2 separate regions of the Mus musculus genome follow, and region 1 is linked to region 2. The links are chromatin loops, found by intact Hi-C in ENCODE. Cell type or tissue: heart. All regions are shown on one strand.

Region 1 (8,000 bases), 55 kb before region 2:
CCGAGTTATCCTAGGGTATGGGACTCCTGGGTGACTGTTGGATAAAATATACAGCGTGCTCCCCCCTCCCCGCCTCTGCCCCCCCCCCCCCGCACTTTCCTGGTTCTCAGGTGTGGCCAGCCCTCCCAGCTCTGTGCCCCAGGAGTTTCATCTGACCTGATGTTCCATGTGCCTCCCTAAACCTCCCAGCCAGCTTAGGTGCACCTCAGCCTGCTGCGCGTTCTACCTGGCTCCAGCCGGCACAAACCCTGTTCTATGTAACCCTTCCCACTGATGGTTGGTGATGGTTGGGTGCCACGGGCAAAACCTTCCCATGTGATCCTTCAACAATGCTCAGTGATGGAGCTCTGCCCGAACCTGGGGGCCCTTGGCTGCCGTGGCTACCCCTGCTGCACGTGGGTTTCTGGGAGTGGTGCTGATGCCCATGCTGGGCTTCTCTTGCTCAGGATAGAGGGAATCTGGTCCAAGTACGGCTGTCCGTGCACGGCTGTGCTCCCACGTGGCGAGCACAGGCTTCGGGAAAGGCCCAGAGCTGGAGGGGAGGCAGGATGTGTCTCTGGAATCTGGCTACTTTTGGGCAGGGGTGGGGAGAGACAGTCTCTAGGTTCTTGGCTGGGAGAAAGAAGAGACACCAGAGCTGGGGTCCAGCCCTGCCCCGGGGGTCTGTGTACCTAGTGGCATAGCCTGAGCTAAGCTATGGACCATAAGAAAAGGTGGGTGAAACGTGGAGTCCCCTAAGGGCTCGGTGTTGTTCTGAAGCCGGCTGGAGCTGCTCTGGGGTCTGCCCTGCTATAAGGGCAGGGTGAGAGACTGGGTGGGGTGTCTGCGACACTCCCTTTTCTCCCAGGGCCTCTCCTCTGTCTGGGTTTTCATGCCAGCTCCTTCTTGGAGCCCAGTACACTCCAGACGGAAAGCCCTGCACACTGTCAAGTGGAAATCAGTAAGGAGGTGGAGTGTCTGTGAAGAGGGGTGGGGAGGACGGGACAGGGGAGCAGGGCAGAGCTGGCCCTGGGAGGGTGTTCAGAACTGCCTGGATGGAGAGACTGAGGAAATCTGACCCTCAGGGCAGCTTCTTCCTGCCTTTTGCCTCTGTTTCCCCACCTGTATCATGGGAGCTTTGAAGGTTTGGGGTTACCGGGGTGGGGGGAGCTCTCAAGAGTCAACTCGGGCTTGGAGAAAAAAAGATCAATCAAGAGACAAGTAGGGGGAGTGAAAAGGGGGCCATTCACTGAGAGGAAAGAGGGGTCAGTGGAGGAGAACATCCACACCAGAGTCCCTGGGCTGCTGCTGTCTGAGGCAGCTCTGGCCTTCCACAGCCTGTTACCTCTCTCCATGCCTGCATCTTCACCTCTCATCTCTGCATCCTCTGTTGGTGTCTTGCACATCTCCATCTCTCTTCTTCTGACCCCACCCCCAGCGTCACCCCCTCCAGCTCTCTCCAATTCCCACTTCACCAGTATTGATTGGCCTCCAGACGGCTACCCTTCCTTTCCTGTCACCACTACCAGCTCCCCCCCCTCCCTCTGGGGCCATACATTTTCTGCCTGCTTGAGGCTGTGTCCGTCTGTACTCCAGAGCCAGGGCCCCAAGGATGGGAGAGAGTGGGCGGGCGGACAGGACCTTGTAGAACGGCACCCCATTGTCTCTCACCCCCATGGGACTGTGCACCCCTGGAAGCCTCTTTCTCGACAGCACTAAGGACTGTTCTCCACTTTTGAAGCCATGTGTGTGGACCCGCCCCATCACCTCAGCAATCCTGAGGGAGCTTGCTTTTTTTCTTCCTTCCTTCCTTCCTTTGTCTCAGAAACAGAGTCTCGCTATGTATCCCAGGCTAGACTCTAGCTTGAGATAGTTTTTCTGTACTGGTCTATCAAGTGCTGGAATTCTAGACATTAGCCCCACACCTGGCTTGTCCAGGATCTCGACTGCACCCGTGAGCTCACCGTGACAGTTCTGCACCAGATGGAATCTGGAACCAATACTCCGGCCTCTCCCGCCCCTTCTTCTCTCAGCAGGGCCTTCCTTCCCTCTCCACTCACCTGCCCAACTTGTGCTCAGTTCAGGGTCTCTTTACATTGTTCTTCTTTTCTCCTCTGCCTCCTGCATTGCTTGCTCTCCCCTGTCCAAGCAGGTTGATGTGAGTGTGAAGGTTGCATCCAAAGGTGAGGGAAGGGATTTTATCTGCACGTGTCTCTGGGGGCCATGGCAAGTACTTCTAATCCACCCCCAAGTGTGGAGAGCAGATCCCAGTGAAAGGGGCCATCCTAAGACAGAAAGGTTTCTTCAGCTGGATGTAATCAGACCTGGAAGCCTTTGTCCTTCTGAACAACTGTCCTGGAGAACCCTGGGGAGCTAGGGGCTGAGGCTAGGAGACAGGAGAACTGGGGAGGGGAGGAGGGAGGGCTGCAGAAAAGGAAGGGGGCCTTGAATAGGACCAGGCAAGCACCTTGGTAGTCAGGGGTGTGAGTGTGTGTGTGTGTGTGTGTGTGTGTGTGTGTGTGTGTGTGTGTGTGAGAGAGAGAGAGAGAGAGAGAGAGAGTGTGTCTCCAGTGCCTTTGGGGCTGTGGATGGGTTGTTTCTGTAGCTATGGATGACTGAGTTTTAAGGGGGTGGGGAGTTTATGTTGGCCATTCATTGCCTATAATCAACATGTATGTGTGTCTGTTTCTCTGCAAACATTTGGTATGCCAATATCTGATCACACACATGTATATATGTGTCCGATCTGTGTGCCTCCTGGCACACTGGTACCTATAGGGATGCGTGGGTGTTTTCTTACCCGAACCGGTCCACAAACCAGCGTGCACATGTGTTTCAAGGGGGAACAGCTAAAGAGGGCTGTGGCCACATCTCTGCGAGCTGGACCAGCAAGCACTTTTGGGTTTCGTCCAGATGGGGGAGGGGTGGTGATGGTGGTGGTGGTGGTGGAGGAGGAGGAGGAGGAGGAGGAGGAGGAGGAGGAGGAGGAGGAGGAAGAGAGCGGCCTCTCTTGCTAGCCTCAGTCCTGTTCAATTATTCAGCAGGGCCCCTTCTCCCGGAGGGGGGTGGCGGTGGTGGTGGTGATGGTGATGGTGGAAAGCGCGCTCCCGAGCGCGGGGGAGGGGCGGGGCGCGCGCATAGGAGAGGCGAGCGGCGAGCGGGCTAGCCAGGTGCCACGCCGTGGAGCTGCCCAGCGCCGCCCGCAGATCGGGAGCCGCTCGGGTCCCTCCGCCCTGCCCCCCCTCCTCCTGCGCTTCCCCTCCCCTCCCTTCCTTTCCACCGTCCCTCCCTCCCTCCCTGTGTCCCTCCCTCCCTCTCCCTTCTAGCCCTCTCAGCCTCTGCAGCAACACTCCGCTGCCTCCATCTCTCCGCCGGAATCTCGCAGGCTCGCGCCTTTCCTCTGCTTGGCCCCGCTCCCCTCTTCTCCTCTCCCCTCCTCTCCTCTCCCCTCACTCCCCCATCACCCGGATTTGCTTCCCTCCCCCTCCTCCCGCCCCCCTCCCCCGGCCGCTCCCTCCTTCCTTCTCTGGCCTCTGTCGGGCAGCAGCGGCGCCGGGTCGGTTCCGCGGGGCTCTCGCTTTCGGGGGAGCCGGGCCTCTGTCGCTTCTGCGCACCCCATCTCCCGCCCCGCTGGGTTTTTCCGCAGGATTTCCCTACCGTCCCCTCCCCAGCACCATGCCCCCACCCGCTGGCCGCTGACGGCCCTCTGCGCCGGCCCGGCCCCGGCCTGAGGGGGGACCCCTAGCCGCCCGCGATGGATCCAGGCTTCACGGACCTTGGCCTTCCCGCTGCGCGTACCCCGGATTCCCCGGCGGGATCCAGTTGATTTGCTTGGCTCCGGACTGAGGCTCGGGCTCTGGTTTTCCTTCGCTTCACCCCTACCCCCCTCTCGGAGCTCGCAACCGGAGGGGGGCTTCGCGGGGCCGCGCAGCCCCGCGTCCCCGCCCCCGGCCATGGGGCTGTAAGGTGGCCGCCCCCGGGCCGAGATGCCCCCCGGGGGGAGCGGGCAGGGGGGGTGCCCGCGCCGCCCCCCCGCCCTGGCCGGGCCCCTGCCGCCACCGCCGCCGCCGCCGCCGCTGCCGCTTCTGCTGGGGCTGCTGCTGCTGCTGGGGGCGGCTGAGGGGGCCCGGGTCTCGTCCAGCCTCAGCACCACCCACCACGTCCACCACTTCCACAGCAAGCACGGCACCGTGCCCATCGCCATCAACCGCATGCCCTTCCTCACCCGCAGCGGGCACGGTAAGTGGCGCCCCGACGCCGGCGGACTGGCTTGTGGGGCTTGGGTGCTCCGCCCAGGCCCCGGGAGCCCCGAGGGCCGCACCCCGACTGTGCACTCTCGGAGCTGGGCTTTGCGGCGGCGGAGCCCCTTCACCTCCCATCTCCAGCTCCCATCATGCCAGCCCCACCCTCACCTCCATCTCTCCATTCCTCCTGCTCACCCTCATCCCTGTCTCCATAAGTGCTTCCTAGTCTCACCTGCACCTGCTCTTCCCCAAGTGCTTTGTTAGCCTCTGTCTCTCCCAGAGCCCTATCGCCTGTCCTTTCACCCTGTCTGTCCCTCCTTGAATCCCTCTTCCCTATCACCTCCATCCATCCCCTTCCGCGGCTGGTGTGCTACCTTCCACCTCTGCCTACCTGGCAACCTTCCCTTTTCTTTTCCATTCCTGGCCTTCCACCATCCCTCAAACAATTCACTCAGTCTGCGGGCCCCATCATCTGCACCCCGATTGTACGATTGTACTCTCATCTTTGGTACCTACTCACCTTCCATCCCCATCTCTGCTCTGCTTCCAGTTGTGACCCTCCCCATGTCACCCCCTGAGCCCAGTCTCTCTGCTTCCAGGCTCCTCGTCACCTCTCCTGTGTCAGCCCCAATCACTCCATTCACTGCCAGCCCAGTCCTTCATACCCTCTGTCTCCAAGCCCCTGCCCTTCCTTCTTGAACAGGCCCTGCCACTTTATACTTCAGACTCACTTCCCCTCTAGACCTCAGGCCTTCATTCCTCCATATCTGAGACTCCCCCACCCCCAGGATTCTCAGGAAGCCATCTCTTCCCAGCTCTGTACCTGTCACCTCCTGTCTATGTCCCTCAGACTCTAGGAGCCTGTCACTTTCCATTACTGTACCCCACAACATCTATGCCGGGTGCCCCGTTTCCTGACACACCTGCCCATCTTGGCGACTGTTGCTTTTGTCTCAGGCCCTCCTTCACGTGCCATCTCAGGGCTTCAGCCACCTCCCATCCGGAGACCCCATCAGCTCTGGGTTTAATTTATTTATCACTTCCCGCTCCGTCCTGCACCCCAGCTTCATCTCCCTCACCGTGTCCTTCAGTTAAGCCCCTACCACCCCCATTCGTGCTCCTCTTCTGCCGGCCCCCATCTCCAGCCCTCATCACCTCCCGGCCCAGGCTCCCTGCCCACCGCTGGGCTCTCCTCTCCATCTCTGAGCCCTCCATCCCTTGCTGTCTGAGCACTGTGCTCCTCAGCTCTCTCCATTCTCCCCTCTCAGGGCTTTCATCTCCTCCCTGCCATCTCAGTGCCTTGCCATCCTCATTTCAGACCGTCCCTCACCTTCCCTGCTCAGCCCCATTGCTGTTCCTCCATCACTGTCTACAACCATGCTATTGTGTCCCGTCCATTCCCCTCAGTGCCTCCCATTTCCACACTCTTGGTTTTCCCATGACTGTTCTGTGTCTGCAAGAAGCCCCCTGATCTCCACACCCCATGTCATATCCGGTCTTTCTGTCCCTGTCCCTCCCTGCCCCCCATATGCCACTACTTTGTTTCCTCCATTCCCCAGGAGCAGTCTCTTCAGGTCCCTCTGTTCCCTCTCTGCCATCTCAGCTACCATCCCTACCACAGGCAGCACTCTCCACTTCTCCTTTCCCACATCCTCACCCCAGCTCTGCCTCTTCAGGGTCTCTCATGCCCTTCCCTTACCCCTGCCTCCTTGCTGTTCTCTTCTGGCTCTCCTCAGATACTCAGACAGAACATTCTAGGCAATGGTGCTAGGTATTAGGAAAGGGGTCCAGGTGCACTGGAGGGGAGCCCTGTGGGGAAAGAGGGGCAGACATGAAAGAGACGGCAAGGTGCTGGCTCAGAGATGATGGGCAGGTGGAGAGGAGAGCCCAGGAGCTGGCAGGGGCAGGAGTCAGGCAGAGGGAACAGGAATCCAGGCTTTCCTGGACTGTGCAGGGTGCTTTATTTCTCTACAGTGTTAGATCTCCCAGAAAGGTCTTGTCACCGCCCCTGATGCTCCGAGACACGGTCAAGAGAATGGGGCCAACAACTATAACATGTTGGCATGAGCATTGCCTGTGTGTGTGGGGTGTCTTCCCAGGGTAGAAGGAGGTAAGGATGAGGGGGAGGGCAGCTCGGGACACTGATGAAGTGGTGGAGAGGCTGAAAAGGATTCAGGGGGAAGGAGGGGACTAAGGAAATCTACAAGAGGAGAAAGCAGTTTCTCATGACTGAACCCCTCTCTGCTCACCTCAGCTATGGGGAGATGAGAGAACTGGCCTCCCCTGGGACGCCTCCCTGGGCTGGAGGCCAGCCAGCTTTCCTCCTGCTCCAAGGCTCCCTAGTGTGAGGGCAGTGCACTTTCTCTTTCTCTCTCTCTCTCTCTCTCTCTCTCTCTCTCTCTCTCTCTCTCTCTCTCTGCATGGACACCTGCTTCTCTGCTTCTCTACTGAGTCTCCTTGCCTTCTTCCCTGCTCACAGCTTTCCCACTCTCCCTCCCATCCCCCAAGCCCTCCCATTACATAATGTCCCTTCCCACCTGACATTTCTGTACCTGATGTCACTGTAGGGTATGGGGTGACCAACACACCTGGGACCTAAAATGGACAGAGGAGATGACACCTTTCTGGTCTTTCTGGTCATGGACCCCTTCATCCCAGTACTGGTCTCTGAATCTTTGATGAGCTCTTTTCTAGTCCTCCCGAGAGCCCACGAAGGCAGACCAACTCCCACTCAGTTCAGCAGCTTCCAGCAGAAGAGGGCTATCATGTAGTTTGGTTCTGTGGATGAGTATATAACTTAGATTCCTGACTGAATGGTGTATGGCCAGGATGAAGCTAAGAGCTGAGGTATGTAGATGAAGAGAGAGTTTAGCTGTCAGGGCCTGTGCAGAAGCCCCACCCCCTGGCTGTGGTGTTCTCCTGGGAAGATTTGTTGATAACAGAAAGCACCTAAGACCCGGGCTTTTCTGGATAATGCAGAGGCCTTATCCCTTGACCGCTCTAGATCTCCCAGAAAGCTTCTGTGCTGGCTTCTGATGTTCCTGGGGCACTGGCACACAGAGCCGCATGTGTGCTTTGAGCCCCCGGGGCATGACTGCACGGGCAGTTTTTAAATGGAGTAAATGCTGTGAGTCTGGGTTCCTGAAACATTGTTGATGGTTAGTTGTTTTCTTTCTAGAATGTAGGGATGTGTGTGTGTGTGCATGCATGTGTTGACTATATGATCATATCTAGTGTTTTATGGCTCTGTGAATTTCTGGGTCTAGGAAGCATTGAGGTGACTGTTGAATGTGTGCAGAAGGTGACATCTTATGTCTGATTAGAAACTCTTGCCATGGGCTTCCAGCGGTGTGGGTCTGGCCAGCATGCTATGCATAGTCAGCTCCCAATTTACCAGTGTGGAAAAGAACAATTGGTCTATACCAGTCTTGGGCAACACTGGAGCCTGCTTTAGTCCCCTTTGCTTCTCAAAACCTTTCTGGATGCTGTCAAGTTACAGATGTGGAGTGTTATCCTGGGCACCAAGGCTGGCATGCCTTCTTCTGGGAGGGCTAGAGAGTTTGCTTGCCTGGCAGAGCTGTGGGAAGCGCCTCCGGAGCGTGGCCGGAGGGGCGGGGCTTGGCAGAAGCTCCGCCTCCAGCACCCGACCTCCTCGTAAACCAAGCCCTCTGTCCCCGCCCGTGCGGGAGCAGTGGTGCTGGGGAGAGAAATGTCTCCCTGGGGTAATTACTGCAGCCCCAGCCCAATAAACCATTCATCCTTTCCCTCTTCTGCCCA
Region 2 (8,000 bases):
AGCTCTTGAGAGGGCAGAGTTTGTGTCAATAGCTTATGCCCGTCCCTGGGATGCAGTGAGCACACTGTTCATGTCGTTGTTGGGATTTTAAGTGTGATTATTGCCATCATTGTTTTTAATTGTTTTGGTAAGGCAGCTAGTAGGTGGCTTGTGGGAGCCTCGGAGGCTGAACCTGAGAACAGCCCCTGGACGCTCTGGCTGGCCTCAAGTCAGATCAGGGTTTGGAAGCCGAGCGGAGCTGCACGCTGTTCGCCACCGAGCAAGGCAGGTGACAATCTGGGTTGTGTGACTCATCTTTTCACATATGGCTAATGTGTGCTTGGTGGCTCTAACGAAGAGCTCTGTTTTTGTCTATTGAGGACACCTGTGAGGCAGATGCTGTGGGATCTGAGCGCCTGAGAACTAAACACAATTGGCTCGCTCCCAGGCCTGCCTTTTTGGCAGAATTTAAAAGAGGGTTTGCGATGAGCTAGAAGCTTCCATGTCCTGTCCCCTGCAGGGATATCTCAGCCAGTGCTCTGTGCTGCTTCCTTTGTGTCAATCCTAGATGAGTCTTCATCCTGCAAACAGCCGTTTTCTGCAGCCACACCCACACCCACACACATGCATGCTCGTGCATGTGTACCCACAGGTGTATAACATAGACACGCATGAGGAGACACACGCCTGTACTTGCCTCATACTGGAAGGACACAAAGGGGCAGTGCTTTGAGCAGCTGGAATCAGAGAGGGTGAGGCTGTGACCACATGGCCACATGACCCTTTGACCTCTTCATTCTTGTTTCTCTCATTCTCCCATCCATCCATCCATCCATCCATCCATCCATCCATCCATCCACTCATTTGCCTGCTGGTTACTGAAAAGACACCTTGCGGGGCTGGAGATATAGCTCAGCTGGTAAGTGCTTGCTTAGCATAAAACCTAAGTTCAAACCCAAGTTTGAACCTATGGTAGTGCATACCTGTAATCCCAGCAGCCCCTGGGTTTTATCTACAGTGGCGCATGCCTGTAATCCCAGCAGCATGGGGGTGAAGAAAGGAGGATCATCAGTTCAAGATCATCTGTGGCTATAGAGAGTTCAGAACCAGCTTGGGATACAAGAGGCTATGTCATATACATACAAACATACATATACAAGTGCACACATACACATACACACACATACACAAATACATACATACATACATACATACATACATACATACATACACACAAATGCATACATACATACGTAGGATAGAGGATAGTTTTCATTGGACCTTGGCACACACTAGGGGATGAATGTCCCAGCTGTGTGTCCTGGGAAGATGGGGTAGAGGGCCTCATGTGTAGAGCCACCTGCTTCTTATGTGAAGACAGAGTCTATCAGGGTGAGTGATGGAATAGAGGGAGTGTGGGCTAGCAGGCCTGTGGGCAGCCTGGCCCCCTCAAGGAAAGGATACATGCACACCCTGGGCTGGGAAGGTCTGTTCAGCAAACTGTTGGTGTGAGGTTGGATTTGCCAAGTTCATAGCACCGTGTGCAAAATGCGCAGGGGGACAGGGGAGGGGGTAGAGACCCTGTGTAGACTCAGGTCTGTCCATATAGAACTCTGTGGTATGTGGGGGCATCTCATAAGTTTTTAGGATTAAACTGAATGGGATTGTGACAGGTATCTAGGAACTGTCTTTGCTAAAAAGCATCAATTCTTCACTTGGTCCAACAAGGAGAGACCACGCCCAGGATGAGAACAGTTATCTGTCACGGAGGAGTTGTACTTTAGAGCTGATTTTTTTTTTTTTTTTTGTAGCAACCCAGTTTGGTCCCCTGGGGTCATTAATATGTATGACACAATCTTCTTAAAAAAAAAAAACTAAGCCAACAAACTCATTTAAGGATTTTTGAAACAATGGTTTATTTTTGTTTCTCTCTCTCTCTCTCTCTCTCTCTCTCTCTCTCTCTCTCTCTCTCTCTCTCCTCATGTATATCTGGAGAGGTCATAAGACACTGGGTTTCACAGAGCTTCCACAGGAAGTTGTGACCCACGTGACATGTGTGCTGAAAGGGACCTTGGGTCCTCCGCAGGAGCAGTCTGAAAACTCAGCTGCTCAACTCTACCCCAGTAACAACTTAAGGACCACTTTGCAGGGCCCGTTGTATTAATGATGGGCAGCATCCCGACCAGGATGGCTTAATGATGCCCACCTTTTTCCTCCTGCCCCATTCTTCCTTTTCTCAAAGCTAAAGCTCACAGCATCATCCCATGGTGAAGTTAGGGGTCACTGCACCCCTTTACCTGTTTATTTTCCTGGTGGGCAATAATTATGTCCCCCTTTTCTGCCTTTTACCATTCTTTGTCTTTTTAATAGTGTTTGGGGCAGGTGGCCAAAGTCAACTGTAACTCCAGTTACAGAGTGCGGTTTGGGTGTGAGAGAAGGGGGCCTGGCAATGACCTGTAGGCTTCCAGAGTCCACGGCTGAGTAGAACTAGTTGCCATTGACCCAGACAGGACAGCCCAAGGTCTGGGGAAGGTTGGAAGTTCAGCGAGGCCATCTGGAGGCAAAGAGGTGAGTGAAGTCTGTTGGGAGCAGCTGATGTTGGCAGGGTCCTACTGCTGTGGCCGCAGTGTCCCTGACTCTAGGAGCCTGGTGAGAAAGGCCTGGGAAGCCACTGCCTACTGTCTGGGCCTGATGCTCTGACCAGAAACGGTCACATAGCTGAGCTGGCAGGTTGATCTGTGTGGCTTGGCCCCGAGACCCGTTTGATGTGGTCCACAGGCTGTGATTGAAACAACCCAGTCAACATTGAACACAGGGAGATTTCTCATTAAAAACTGTCTTTTCCAAGTTGAAAAAAACAAAAAACAAAAAAACAAACAAAAAACAAAACAAAACAAAAACAAACCCAAACCTCTGGGCTCATGAGCTCCATGGCAACACCTGCATGGGCCTGAGTTGCTAATGCCCTCAACTGTACCCTCAAGCTCTTCACTGCCCTCTGTGGGCCAGGTTCTGTACTGCCCTCTGCAAGTGAGCCCAGTACTGTCCCCTCTCCTGCCAAGCCCTCTACTGCCTTCTGCAGGTGAGTCCTGGCCCTGGCCCTGGCCCTTGCAGGCTGAGACATGAAATGTTCACTTCAGGCAAGCCATGTACTGCCCCCTTTAGGCCAACCCCTGCATTGCCCCACTGCAAGTGAGCCCTGCTCTGCTCTCTGCAGGCCAGTGCAGTTAATAAAAGCTACCCTTTATTCAGACTGCCTGGCTACCCACCAGTGTGCTCCTTGTTCTCCTTTTCTGAACTGTGATGATTTCTGCCTGCCTCTCTCCTTCCCTCCCCCTCCCCTTCCCCTTCCCCTCCCTCCCTCCCTCCCTCCCTCCCTCCCTCCCTCCCTCCCTCCCTTCCTGTGTGTGTGCACATGTGACTGAGTGCAGGACCCCACCGGGGCTGGAAGTGTTGGCCGCCCCTGGAGCTGGAGTTACAGGTAGATGTGAGTCCCCTGATGTGGTGCTGGGAATTGAACTCTGGACCTCTGGAAGAGCAGTGCATACTCTTATCCCCTAAGCCATCTCTCCAGTCCTAGTTTCTATTTGTCGTATTTTATATATCATGACCTTGACAGTTTTGGAGAGTAACACACAGGCGTTTTGTAGAGAGACCCTCAGTTTGTTTTTTTTCTGATGTTTGTCTTGTGATCAGACAGGGCATGTGCCTCAGGGAAGATCAGGCACACTCGTTATATCTTTCCTGTGAGTGTACGAACAGTGGCATAGATACGCACCAAGGACTATCAGGAACGTGGGGCAGGGTGGTGTCTGCCTTAGGTCTTAGGGACCCTTACTAGATTGTTATGGAGTGGTTTCTGGTTTTTTCTGGGCTTGGTGGCAGCAGCAGCCTATGTTCTTGTATTCTAAAAAAAAAAAAAAAAGACCTGTTCAGACAGGACACAGTAGCAAGCCAAGACGTCAAGGTTTGATTAGAGCAAGGGCGGAAGTAAGAACATGCCGTGTGGGTGGCAAGGACCCTTGATCTTAACAGCCATGGACTACCTCTCTCCTCTCTCTGGTATCTCCTCACTGGTTGTTCTCCAGGGCGGGCACTCCTGAGAAAGGGACACATTCTTTTTACCCAGAATCCAGTTTATTTTAAGGAGACACAGAAGATGCAAGAACATGCATGAAAAGGGGTGGGGGGTGGGGCTAGAGAGATGGCTCCCTGGTTAAGAGCACTGACTGTTCTTCCAGAGGAACAGGGTTGGATTGATTCTCAGCAGCCACACTGGAACTTACGACCATCTGTAACTCCAGTTCCAGAGAATCTGATGCTCTCTTTGGGCCTCTGTGGGCACTGCATGCATGTGGTGCACAGACGCCCAAACACATAAATTAAAAATAAATAATTCTTTTTTTTTAAAAAGAAAGCACATAGGGGTTCAAGTTCACCAAGGAGAGGAAAAACAGCCCCTGCGTCGATTCCCCAGGCCAGAAATTCCTGGGGCAGCGGGCCCAGCGGGTGACCCTTCTGTCTCTGTTCTTAACTTCCTGTGCCATTGATTCCTGCGACCTCTCATCCTGTTTGGGGACCCTGGGCTGTCCCAGCTGGCGAGATCACCACTGTCTACTATTCCCTTGGTCCTGTTTTGAGAGCCTATCAGTCAGTTCCTTCCAGAGCTCACTTCCTGCTTAGCAGTTGTTGCTCTACTTCTCTGAATCCTGTGCCAAGCAGCCAGATGTGTGGAAAACAAACTCAGAGTTAAGGCAGGGCAGCTCACTGACACCTGCTTAGTGTGTGGTTCTGTCCCTAGCAACCCACACACACATAACACATGCACACATGCACACACACACACACACACATGCACACACACACACACCAAAAAAATTCGAACATAGCTCAGCTGAGAAAGCCCACTGTAAGCTCATGGCCAGGCTGAAGCCAACACTCCTCAGGCCCTGCAGCCTCACCCTGTTTCCTCATCTGCACCCTCTCCACACTTTTGTCCCCTCAGCCCCTCCTCTCTTGTTCCTTGCCTTCACTCCTTCCTTGGAGTCTGAGGAGAGAAAGCATCTGCTCACTGCCTGTCCAGGGCAGCTGTTCTGTCCCTGGGTCCTGTACTCCCTCCTCCTTCAAGTGCACACAGCCCTTCCCCATCTCCCCTCCACATCCTCCCTGTGAGACCCTCGTGAGGACAGCTCCACACACTGCAAGTCATCTGAGAGATGTAAACCACGAAGACCACAGACTCCCATATGAGTACTGCCGAGATGCACGCTGTTGAAGGCTGCAGACCAAGGTGTATGAATGACAGAGATAGTGTCACCTGGCTCATGCCTGGGGACACGGGGCTGGCAGTGCTGAATGAAGGGCTCTGTTTCTACAGCTCAGTGTGGCTGTGTGGAGGTTTATTTGATTTGTTTTTCAGTACTGAGGATGGGGGCTTGGACCTCATGTACACCAGGCAGATAGGTTCTTTTCCACTGACCCACATGCTCAGCCTAGTGATTTTAACTATAATTATAGTGTTTGCTTCAGACATGAGGTAAGGAGAAGAGCCTCACTATAGAGTCCAGTCCTGGCTGGCCTAGAACTTACATCTGGCATATATATATATATGTGTGTGTGTGTGTGTGTGTGTGTGTGTGTGTGTGTACTGGCTAGTTTTGTGTCAACTTGACACAGCTGGAGTTATCACAGAGAAAGGAGCTTCAGTTGAGGAAATGCCTCCATGAGATCCAACTGTAAGGCATTTTCTCAATTAGTGATCAAGGGGGAAAGGCCCCTTGTGGGTGGTGCCATCTCTGGGCTGGTAGTCTTGGGTTCTATAAGAGAGCAGGGTGAGTAAGCCAGGAGAGGCAGGCTAGTAAAGAACATCCCTCCATGGCCTCTTCATCAGCTCCTGCTTCCTGCCCTGCTTGAGTTCCAGTCCTGACTTCCTTGGTGATGAACAGCAGTATGGAAGTGTAAGCCGAATAAACCCTTTCCTCCCCAACTTGCTTCTTGGTCATGATGTTTGTGCAGGAATAGAAACCCTGACTAAGACAATATATATATATATATATATATATATGTATGTACACACATACACACACATACATGTACGTGTATGGATGTGTGTGAGTGTACATGTGTGCGTGCATGTGTGTGTGTGTGATTGTGTGTGTACACGGGTGTGTGCACATGTGTGTGTGATTGTGTGTGTACACGGGTGTGTGCACATGGGTGCGTGCACATGGGTGTGCCCACATGTGCGCACGTGCATGTGCTTTTGCGTATGTGGCTGTCAGAGGACAGCTTTATGGCACTGTTTTTTTCTTTCTACCTTCCCAGTTGTCATCCTCGCACAGCGAGCACCTTAACTCAGCCATCTTGCAGGCCCATGGTTGTCTATCCATCTGCTGATTGGTGTTTTGGTTGCTTCTGCTCTTGGTAATTGCAAACAAAGTTTCTGTGACTGCTTATGCGTTAATTGTCACAGTGTCCCCTGTTCTCTTTCCTCCTCTGAGTACTCAGGAGAGAATGGCAGCCCCATGGGGGGTGGACGCTAAATCTCCCCATTCCAGCCGCCCCACGGTCTTGTGGACTTAGCTCTCTTAGTGGTGTTATTTGGCACAGGGCTTTGCAAGTTGCCCACACAAGCTTGGAGCTGGTGACTCTCTTGCCACAGTCTCTTGGGGCTGAGAGGACAGGCAAGCTTTGCAGCTTTCCCTTGGTCAGTCTCCTCCTTTCTGGAGAAGGCTTGTCCCAGTTGAGCATAAGAAACCCTGAAGCATGGCTGAAGATGCCAAGGACAGAGACTAGTTAGAATACATTTTTTTCTTTTAAAGCAAGCCAGGGGTGAGTGCACATACATTTAACCACAACACCCTGGAGGCAGAGGCAGTGGATCTCTGAGTTTAAGGCCAGCCTGATCTACAGAGTGAGTTCCAGGCTAGCTCAGGCTACATAGTGAGACTCTGTCTCAAAAAATAATAAATAAATAAATATTAAAAAGAAAAACAAAACCAGCAAGAGCAAACTTTCTGAAGTATGTCGTTCATACTATTTCTGAGTATTGCATGTGTGTATGCAATAAAATGTGGTCATATGTACTTCTGATTTCTGGTGTGTATGCAATAAAATGTGGTCATATGTACTTCTGATTTCTGGCGTTCAACTTCTCCAGGTCTCCCCCCAACACACCTCCCTCCCTTTAACCACACACACACACACACACACACACACACACACACACACACATTGAACTTTAACCAATTGTGCATCTTCCCATTGACCACTGCCCACTGCAAAGAGAAGTTGCTTCGGCCAAGGCTAGGAATAGCCCAGGTATTTTGGAAGCAGGAGCTGGGTGGGTATGGAGAGTGGGGGGCATGTGTGTCACATGCACATGTGGTCAGGGGACAGCTTTGTGAGGTCTGTTCTCTCCTTCCACCTTTACATAGGCATGTCCCTATTTCTGAACTCTGCAGGACAAATATTTTCAGAATTGGGGACTGAACCCTGGAGCACAGGCACATGAAATAAGTACTCTATCACTGAGCCATAGTCTAATCCTGTTTTTCTTTTTGCAGAATTTCCGAGCTAATTCAGTCCTTTGTGTTTTCATGTAAACATTAGCACTCGCTTGTCAGGGCTTTGTTGGTGTATTTGAGACAGGATCTCATGCGGCTTACTCTGGAAATTGTTGTGTAGCCAGCGATAACTTTGCACACCCCCCCCATCTTCACACCCCTCTTCTACATCCTGAAATTATCAGTGTGTCTCCACTCCTGGCTGTGTTTGGCCATTTATACAAAGGAGAATGTTGACGTGGTGGTTACACTAAATCCATCAACTGAACTGTAGAGAATTGGCATTTTAATAATATCGAGTTTCCTATCCCTGAATTCAGGCCAGCGCACATCATCTGGCCTTTGTTTCTTCCTGGGCTCATGCACTGGCCCCTCCCCACAGCTCTGTCAGTCACCGCGCCCTCCTTGACTGATCTCAGTCAAGTAGTACTTTTCTCTCATATAGTTGTTAAGTGG

What was found. Hi-C counts contacts between places; a loop is a spot of excess contacts. Peaks named below come from ENCODE experiments on the same cell type or tissue, not always from the same donor. Only the 100,000 strongest peaks of a DNase experiment are listed, where the experiment ranks them.
Region 1: it touches region 2 in a loop (5-fold over the local background); 7 of 42 quality-filtered maps call a loop at or near these places.

Annotation. Positions count from the first base shown.
Region 1 is chr19:6,494,314-6,502,313 of GRCm38, forward strand. All of the region lies in intron 17 of Nrxn2 (neurexin II), which reads left to right. Gm52381 (a long non-coding RNA gene) reads right to left here and starts at 2,942. Exons shown (of 2, transcript XR_003952843.1): 1 at 2,040-2,942. In heart, no CTCF peak of the experiment used is centred here; DNase peaks (open chromatin) are centred at 3,038, 3,368, 3,408 and 7,880; H3K4me3 peaks cover 2,049 bases; H3K27ac peaks cover 641 bases; H3K27me3 peaks cover 8,000 bases.
Region 2 is chr19:6,549,406-6,557,405 of GRCm38, forward strand. No RefSeq gene overlaps it. Among named protein-coding and RNA genes, the nearest start is that of Slc22a12, 10 kb to the left of the region's middle. In heart, a CTCF peak has its summit at 3,053 (motif pointing left); DNase peaks (open chromatin) are centred at 3,026 and 4,666.